2 separate regions of the Homo sapiens genome follow, and region 2 is linked to region 1. A link is an interaction called in ENCODE POLR2A ChIA-PET data of the cell type or tissue named here. Cell type or tissue: MCF 10A. All regions are shown on one strand.

Region 1 (5,000 bases):
ATAGAATGCAAATGGATGCCAAAGGATTAATACTACACAGCTAAATTAGCTAATAAAATGTGAGATAAGGTTACACTTTTTAAAAAATAAAATAAAATATGGGTGGCTTATTTCCATACATAAAATTTATACTGATTTCACATAATCATTAATGATAATAATTTTTAAAACTGACAGTTGTTATGTATACCACAAAATTAGGGTCTTTTATCTGACTAAATAGCAAATCATTTCCTTATCCCAAAGGTTAAGAGACATCTGGTGTGTGAGAGCCCTAGAGTTACTCAAAGCATAAACTAAATAATAAAAGTTTCTTGTTTTTATTCCTCTTCTATGTAAATGATCATTCATTAAGCATTTGGTCATAGTAGCAAAGCTGTTTGAGAGATACATTATTAAAATTACTGGTCTCAAAAGAAATTACTGGACAATCTAAAGGTTATGGCATTTGCTTTTTAAATTCTGCAACAACAAATTATGTCTTATTTTGCTGCTTACAAATGATTGTCCATGTTATTGTCTGTTCAAACACAAAGTTTATTCAGGATAAATTATTTCTACAGTGAATTGGGTTATTCAATTTGCTTAGATTTTTCACCTTTTAAAAAGCAGCATTTATTGCCTCCTAGATTTTTTACCATGTACATTATTGTTCAATTGCTTAAGACTTTGTTAGTATGACTAAGGCCATGAGCTACCATAAATTATCTGCAGACCAATTGTGTTTTGAACATAGTTAATTCATGGTTTACATAATTCCTGAGTATTGGTCACAAGTGTCACAATTAAATTTTGTCCTTTAAATAGCAGGTAGATGTATTACTAAAATGGCTGTAATTCCAATAAGATATAAATTATCTAACTGGCGAGAGAGAACCAAATATTTAGTTCTGTGTTACTGTTTGCTATGGTTTACATGTTTGTCCTCTGAAACTCATGTTGAAGTGTAATTGCCAGTCTAACCGTATTAAAAGGTGGGGGCCTGTAAGAAGTAATTAGGTCATGAAGGCTCTATACTCATGAATGGATTAATGCCATTATTGTGGGAGTGTTAGTTATCTTGAGAGTAGGTTGTTAATAAGTGAGCCCAGCCCCTCATGCTTTCTCTTTTGCGCATGATCACTTGCTCTTCCATCTTTCCACAATGGGATGATGCATCCCAAAGACCCTAACCAGATGCTAAAGCCATGCCCTTTGATTGCCCAGCCTCCAGAACTGTAAGATATAAACTTCTTTTCTGTATAAATTACCTGGTGTGTGCTATTCTGTTCTAGTAACAGAAACTGGACTAAGATAGTATTGTTATCAATAAATAATTTACCTTGACTCTCACAATTTTGGAAATGTTTTTTATTTTCCCTAAACTTTTAAATTCAGAAACGCCTAGGGAGAAGAGAGAGGCCATGACTATTAAAAAATAAGTTATTAGCATAAACTCCACTTGTGATTTTATACAAACTGACTGGCAAGTCCGAATAAAGTATAGCTTTAGATGCTAATCCAACAAACTAACTAATTCGCTTCGAATACTTCTGAAAAGATCACAGAATGCCTTTTTATTCTTTTCTTCTTAGACCATACTCACCCTACAGATGCAGTTCAGGTTCCATCTCATTGATGCAGGCTCCCTTGGCAATCCCTGGTCACAGCAATCTCTCCAGACTTAACCACACTTACGTGTACCACTCTTTTTGGATATTAAATCAAATGGGGCCTAGTATTTACCAATGTTGACAGATAACGTCTTGTCTATCCAGTGACACTGAAGGCAGGCAAAATCTGCATTTCATATTATTTCTAATATATACTACCCACTGGAGTGCTGGGCCATTTGTTTTTTTCTTTGCTCCCTTCCATGAACATTTATTAACCAATCACCTGTTTGATAAGTACAAACACAGGAGAGAGGAAGAAATTTAAATAAACCATAGTCTGTGCCCTTGAGTCATTTGATGATTTTTGTCCCTCCTTAATTCTCGAGTCTCATGTTAACAGTCTTTTTTTAGCTCCAGACAGGCTTAACAGTATTTAATTCTTAAATACACTGTGTCTTCTCACTTCTGGAGTTTTGAGCTATTTCCTCTGTATCTAAGAATGCTTGGCCTCCTTGCTTCCATTCTACGCTCTATCCCATTTATTTCTGGCTTTGGTCTACTCTTACCTCACATGGTACTTCCTACAGGAAGCCCTCACTGATCTCCAAAGTGAGCTGACCTTCTTATCTGTTCCTCTGTACTGTTCCCAGCATCGCATTTTCAAAAATGAAGTATAAGTGCCTGTTTATCTGTCTGTCATTGGAGTGTATTATCTATTAGTACACATATGTGTCTCTTTTGTACTGAGTATGAGTCATGTGTATGTTTAGCTCCTGGTACACAGTATATATTTTCAAAATGTGTTGAATGAATGAATGTCACAAGGGTAAACATCACAATTCCTCCCCTTGAGGATATCACCATCTAGTGGGGGAGACAGTAATGCAGATAAACCATAATACAAGAAGTCAAGGTGTTAAGTTTCAGAATAGACACATACATTAAAAAGCTATGGGTTGGGGGGTGGGACGTTCGCCTGTAGTCCTAGCTACTCAGGAGGCTGAGGTAGGAGGATGACTTGAGTCCAGGAGTTCAAGGCTACAATAATGCAGTGAGCCACTATCATGCCACTGCACTCCAGCCTGGGCAACAGAGCGAGACCTTGTCTCTATAAGGAAAAAAGAAAAAGCTATGGGGGTCCAAAGTGGCTAATTTTGCCTGGTAGAGTCAGGCTTTTCACAAAGGAGGTGATATTCGAACAGCGTTTAGAAGGATTTCAAAGTTTGCTCGGTGGAAAAGAGGACAGCAGATCCTCCGTAATTAGCCACGTTAGAATGTTCCAGCATGCCTTTGTGTAGGTCTATAGTCTTGAGTGGTTCAAATCTTCCAAGTGCCTTTCAGTGCAAGAAAGATAGAAAAGAATAGAATATGACCACAAATGAGGGATCCAAGTAACTAGAACAGTGGAAAGGATTGAATTTGAAAAAAAAGATTTTAAAATGCAAGGATTATATATAAGTCAAATTAGTGGCTACTAGCAGGACAATTAACACTGACCGCATCTGCTGGAAAGAAATGGCATCAAGAAGAATAAAACACCCAGTCACCTAATGCCAGGCAATGTAAGGAGGGGAAATTGGAGAGCTTAAGAGAGGGAGACCCTGAGCAAAGCACTCAAGGGAAACTTCCCCTGCTATGGCATCTAGTAGTCTGTGAAGGTTTCACCAAGGGGGAACAGAAAGTCAACCTTCAACACAAATCTAGAGTCCAGTGTAAATGATCAAGTGCATCAGGGGGAGCTGGGCTGGGAACACATCTTGACTCCGGACCTACAAACCCTTGTCCCTACCCTGCAGCTCCTTAGACTGCAAGCAAGACGTGAAAAGTGGTATCAGTGAAGAAAATGAACCCAAGGAAACATTTCTCATATTTAAGCAAACTAAGAAATGTTGCTTAGTCCTTACATTCTACAGGAAATGAAATTTGAGAAAATTTAAAATCACTCAGGCCACCTCTCTAGACTCAGCCCCAACCGTAGTGTCACACTTCACATTTTAGAAACCGCTGCTTCTGTTTCTTTGTACACACAAGTTACTGCTGCCCCCCAAGCCTTTTGTCATGATGTTTCTTCTGCTAGGGTATTTTTTTCGTTTCTCCCTTACGCCCTTGTCAGCCAGCTAAAATCTATTCGGCTTTCAAGACTCAGCTCAGATATTACCTCTTAAAAGTCTTTTCTGAATCCCAAGGCCATGGTTTTTGTTCCTGCTCTGTTCTCTGGTAATTATTCCTGCTTGTGTATTGGTAACCCCTACCTTCACCAGTACTGGGTCTTACTTATATTGATGTTCTTAGGGCCTCCAGCCATTCATAGCACCTAATGGGTACCCAGAGAATAGTTCTTAAATGAGTGAATAAATTAAAGAAGAAACAAAAGTGTTATGGGGAGATTTACTAGGTAATATGATTAGAATTATGCTTCAGGAAGACAAATCTGGCAGCAATGTGTAGGATGGTTGAGGTGGGAAGCCCAGACGCAAAGGCAGGAAGACCGAAGAAGCTATCGAAACAGCTCAATGAGGAGGTGGAAATGAGGATATCAGGAGAGGATCAATCCAAGAGATATTTTGGAAGTTAAATCAATAGAACTTGGTGGCTGACTAGTGAACAAGCAGAGGAAAAGAATATTTATCCTTTCTGTTCATAGCTTATCCACCAAATGTGATAACCATTAACAGAAAGAAAAGAGTCTGTAACAAGGTACTTTGAGGAAGGGACTGAAGGAATAGAGAAAGATAACAAGGAGATAGTAACATATTCAGAAAATAAAAAGATCAAAGAGGAAGAAAGGGATCAGGAGGTTGCAGCTTCACTGAAGCTAAGGTTTGGGAAAACTGTGAAGAAAGTGTAGTCCAGAGTAAGGAAACCACAGGGAAGGTGCTGGACGGAGCTATTTTATTCACAAACCACAAGGCAATGGCTTCTCATATTTGTGGTCTTAGTTTATATACAACTCCAACCAGCAGTTTCCCCTTCACCTAACCTTCCCTCGATTTTCCATTATGAAATTGTTGATTGGAACTTATCACTCGGCTGCTAAACAACAAGGGGGGCATTCTTTTATTTCAAAGAATCTTTTAAGAGTCTATTTCAGTTGTGCTAAAAATAAGAAAACAAGAAATACTTGGTCACCTGGGGCATATTTTTATGTCCAAATGAAGTCAAAAATATTTAAACAATTTAAAATATCCAGGTAATTGGTCTAATCTCATCTGAATTATGCTAGAGAAAAAGACAATCAGAGAAATAAAAATGCTTTTATTTAAACAAGATACATAGAATAGAGCAAATTTCCTTGATCAAAAGTTTCTCTTGTTACTAAGGTCATATTATATCAGGATTAGGTTCACCTACAATAACAGAAAACTCAAAATAGCAGTGACTAGAACACACACAGATTTCTTTTGT
Region 2 (5,000 bases), 500 kb before region 1:
CTAGAGAGATACAAAATTGTCTCAAGGTCACACTGGAGGATGTAAAGCAGCTGGGTTTGAAATCTTACTGATTCTGAAGGTAGGACTTTGAACTACCCAGCTTTTAACCATATATATGTTTATATGTGCACACACACATATACAGAAACATATATGAGGAATATAGAGATTGTATTATATATATAATATGATTTGTTTTTATACACACACACATACATATACATATATAAGGTGGTTATATGGATTATATTGTAGGGAGGCAAAAATCACCTCTACCCTCTTAGGGTTTTTTGGCTGGGCCTAGTAATTAAATTGACGTAAGATAGATCAACAGGAGAAATGCATACATATTTATTTAATATAACTTTTACGTGGCACTGGAACCTTCATGACAAAATGAAGATGCAATTAGAGTTGAACACTTACATTATATGCAGAATTGGGCAAAGATGTGGCAGGACTAGGGTACTTAACTAGGTAGAGAGGGACAGGGAAGATGAGGATTGGCTTGACAGGGTTTGTACAGATTTCCCTCAGCCTCAACTTTTTGTCCTTGATGATAAGCATGACACTTTCCTTCTGGTATTGGGAGACATCTTTTACACAGGAATTTCATCTCCTGCTTTTAAGAAACGGAAGGGCAGAGTGATCTTCTTGCACCTCTGTTTTTCAAGTGTTCTTAACTCAAAAAAGTCAACATGCTGGAGCGGCATATTTTGGGTTCATGTGATCTTAACTCCTTCAATATTACATATACACGTATAACATGATATGGTTTGGATCTGTGTCCCCACCAAATCTCATATCGGATTGTCATCCCTACTGTTGGAGGTGGGACCTGGCGGGACAGAATTCAATCATGGGGGTGGATCTTTCATGAATGGTTTAGCACCACCACCTTGGTGCTGTTCTCATGATAGTGGGTGAGTTCTTGCGAGATCCGGTTGCTTAAAAGTGTCTGGCACTTCCCCTTCGCTCTCTTGCTTCCGCTTCTGCCATGTAGGAAGCTGGACCCCCTTTGCCTTCCACCATGATTGGAAGCTTCGGGAGGCCTCCCCAGAAGCAGAAGCCGCTATGCATCCTGTACAGACTGCAGAACCATGAACCGCTTTTCTTTCTTTCTTTCTTTTTTTTTTTTTTTTTTTTTGAGACAGAGTCTCACTCTGTTGCCCAAGCTAGAATGCAGTGGCGCAATCTCGGCTCACTGCAGCCGCAATCTCCGCCTCCCAGATTCAAGCAATTCTCATGCCTCAGCCTCCTGAGTAGCTGAGATGACAGGCAGTGCCACCATGCCCGGTTAATTTTTGTATTTTTAGTACTGATGGGGTTTCGCCATGTTGGCCAGGCTGGTCTTGAACTCCTAACCTCAGGTGATCCGCTCAACTCAGCCTCCCAAACTGCTGGGATTTCAGGGTGTAAGCCACCGCACCCAGCCTAAACCTCTTTTCTTTATAAATTATCCAGTCTCAGGTATTTCTTTATTGCAATGTGAGAACAGACCAATACATATATCCAGACAGATTACAACTTTTTGACTTTATGATGCATTTATTGGGAGGTAACCCCATGGTAAGTCAAGAAGCATCTGCACACGGGAGGGGATGTATGTAGAGCTATATAAAGGTTGCAGGCCCCTCCGTGAATAGGGAGGCCATCTGTATTCTTTATCTTTAAGGCACCATGCCTGTCTCTGCTGCTACCTACTGATTTAAGGTTTGAATTTCACAGGGCAATCCTCTGTCCAGGTCTCAAGGTAGGAGGCATTGGGGTACGGGGCCTCACTACTGCCTCCATAAATCAACAACATAGACTGTGAGTCTAAGGAATTCGGAGAAACAATCGTCTTGACTTAGGAACTAAAGAAACCTATTCCTACTCCCCTGGCTGCTTCGCTTGGGCAGGAGGCATAAGAGGTCTGAAGTCTCTGCAGGAGGCAGAGCAGGGCAGGGGGTAGGGACTAGCCCCATAACTTTTCTCCCTCTGCCGCTGATGACCAGGCCATGTCTGGTCCTCCTTCAGTGGCAAGCCAGCCCCTCCAACCCCCTCCCGGGCCTATAGTGGTGCTTCAGCAAATGCAAATGATTCTCCAGTACCTAACCGGGTCTTCAAAACTCAGAAATCTCCTACAGGGCATGACCACAGCTAGAGACTAAAGTAAGGAGGTCTCCATGGATGCACTGGGTTCTAAACCATCCTTTAGGAAACTGCTGCTTTGTGGAAATAAACGCCACGGTCCAACCAACCAGTTGAGGATAACTGCGTGTACACAACATGTGTAAGGAATGGAATCGCCATGTCCTACTCAGGACTTATTACAAGCACTCCTAGCCAGTAACTTATTGCGAAGAACTACAAGACAACCACAGCGGGTGGCTAACCTCCTGGTAGATCGTGACCTCCGATGGGGTGTGACCCAGGAAGGCAGCTACTGTACTGGGAAGTAAGGATCAATGGGTACCCTGGCCTGAGATGCAGCCAGGAAGGCTGGGCACCTACCACACGAGGGCGCTGCGGACCCAGGAATGGAAGCCGACCCAGCCGCGCTGTGCTGAATGGACCCTGGCTCTCCAAGTATCTTCCGTTCAATTTTTTGTGTGTGAGAGCTAAAGAATTTAAGATTTCCAAGACACATAACGGTGGCAATTCTGCGTCGTTATTATGACAGAAGGCAGGGAGTCTGACAAATTCAGTTAGTCATCTATTCTCACTGTTAGACAACCGCAAGGCCGCGTTTAAAAGAGCAAATTGTCTGGATTCGTAAGAATCGTCCGCAACACCCCCAAATGCCGGCTCTAGTTACTTCCTAAAATATTAATCACCACCTATAATCATATATATTCTCAACCTAATCTGATCATTGTCAGCATTTTGGTGTAAAGCATTATTTGCAGTAAAAAAAATACTATGCTAATTAAGTTTAAATGCAATTATTAATTCAGTTATTTAAAATAATAAATTATATACTATTAAAATAAATTTAATAATGCATGAAATTAAAATTTCCATTACATTCTACTAGACATACAAAGAGTGAAATACGCTATTCAGCAAGTTCCAGTGTCTTCTCAAAGGAAGACATACACGCGACCAACAAGCACATGAAAAAATCCTCAATATCACTGATCACTAGGGAAATGCAAATCGAAACCACAATGAACTACCATCTCACACCAATCAGAATGGCTATCACTAAAAAGTCAAAAAATAACAGGTGGCGAGGCTGTGGAGAAAAGGGAATGTTTATATACTGTTGGTAGGAATGTAAATTGGTTCAACCACCATGGAAAGCGATCTGTAGATTTCTCAAAGAACTTAAAATAGAACCATCATTCAACCTAGCAATCCCATTACTGGGTATATACCCAAAGGAATATAAATCATTCTACCACAAAGACACATGCACGCGTATATTCATCACAGCACTGTTCACAACAGCAAAGACATGGAATCAACCTAGATGCCTATCAACAGTGGACTGGATAAAGAAAATGTGGTATACATACACCATGGAATACTATGCAGCCATAAAAAAACACAGATTATGTCCTTTGCAGCAACATAGATAGAGCTGGAGGCCATTATTCTGAAAGAATTACTGCAGGAACAGAAAACCAAATACAACATGTTCTAATGTATAAGTAGAGGCTAAATGTTGAATACACATGGATACAAAGAAAGGAACAACAGACACGGGAGCCTACTTGAGGGTGGAGAGTAGGAAGAGGGTGAGAATTGAAACACTATAGGGTACTATGCTTATTACCTGCCTGACAAAATAATCTGTACACCAAACCCTCAGCAACACACAATTTACCTATATAAAAAACCTGCACCTGTACCCCTGCACCTAAAATAAAAGTTGGAAAGATAAAAATAAATAAGTAAATAGGTAGAGAAAAAGATTCCGGGGTCTTCCCTAAACACAAAATCAGCTCGAGACGCTTAGTGCGCCCCCTGCTGGTAATCAACCTTTCCGCAGTCTGCCGAAATCCAGGCCCCAATGACATTTACTTAGAGTGATGGGATAAAACTATGGAGTTTTCAAGATGAAAGAAGCAAGGTAAGGAAGAGGAAAAGGCAAGGAGAAAGGGGAGTACTATACATAAGGGTTCAGCTCTGAGGAAATAATCCTGAGGATTTGCTATGAATGAACGTGTGCACATCTTGTAAATACTAAATTAGGACTAGAGGGTTTTCCATCACAAGCAGCACCCAGAGAGAGAAGTGAAATAAGGGTGGGGCGGGTGGGTGTTGTGGAACACACAACTGAGGGTGTTTGTCTGTTTGAAACCTTCATAGATCCATGTAGGCATTTGCCAAGCAAAAAAATTGGATGTATGAAACTTAAAAGTTGACTACTAATGGAGAGTCTCCCTCCCTTTTTTCCTGTCTCTCTCTCCGTAGATGCATACGAATGTGTGTACACACACACACACACACGCACACACACGGGTCTATATAGACACACAATTGCATGGCTATATCCACACAGACAGAGGAAGTAGATACAGATGTGAAGAATATATATCTCTACCTATATAGTCCATCTCTCTATGTATAGCCAGAGAGAGTGCACAGTCAGGTGAGAATGGAGGCCAAGGTGAGTTCTTAAATACCAGCTGACCACAGAAGTATAAGACCGCTGAGAGTGAGGTGGAAAGAGCCTGCATGGCCTGCCGTGGCAATGGGCTATGAAAGACATCACTTGTAAGACCACAGATCAGAGCAGCAGTTCAAATTAGATCCAGGCCACCAAGCCTTTGGGATTCTGTTCCTTGAGCCTCCTGCCACCACCATCCCAGCCCCTTCATCTGCTTAATCTCTGTCGCAGGACTGGCGCCTCACTTTCACTGCTCCTGGTTTTCTACTCATGTGTTTATAATATTGTGTTGTACGCACAATTGTTAGAAACAACTTTAAACTATTTTGTGATAAGTCGAGGGAATATGTAAATAAGACTATTCTGTTTCTAAATCCATAGCAATTTTTCTGACTTGATA

The links. ChIA-PET counts read pairs that join two places held together with the same protein. Peaks named below come from ENCODE experiments on the same cell type or tissue, not always from the same donor. Only the 100,000 strongest peaks of a DNase experiment are listed, where the experiment ranks them.
Region 2: POLR2A ChIA-PET joins it to region 1 with 8 read pairs; 6 of 35 experiments call an interaction of 5 or more read pairs at or near these places.

Annotation. Positions count from the first base shown.
Region 1 is chr1:220,278,693-220,283,692 of GRCh38, reverse strand. No RefSeq gene overlaps it. Among named protein-coding and RNA genes, the nearest start is that of RAB3GAP2, 8.7 kb to the right of the region's middle. In MCF 10A, a CTCF peak has its summit at 2,442 (motif pointing left); a DNase peak (open chromatin) is centred at 2,442.
Region 2 is chr1:220,774,395-220,779,394 of GRCh38, reverse strand. The region is part of intron 4 of MTARC2 (mitochondrial amidoxime reducing component 2); the gene reads right to left. Among named protein-coding and RNA genes, the nearest start is that of MTARC1, 10 kb to the left of the region's middle. RefSeq lists a silencer at 3,882-4,036. In MCF 10A, CTCF peaks have their summits at 2,503 (motif pointing right) and 3,945 (motif pointing left); DNase peaks (open chromatin) are centred at 2,504 and 3,934.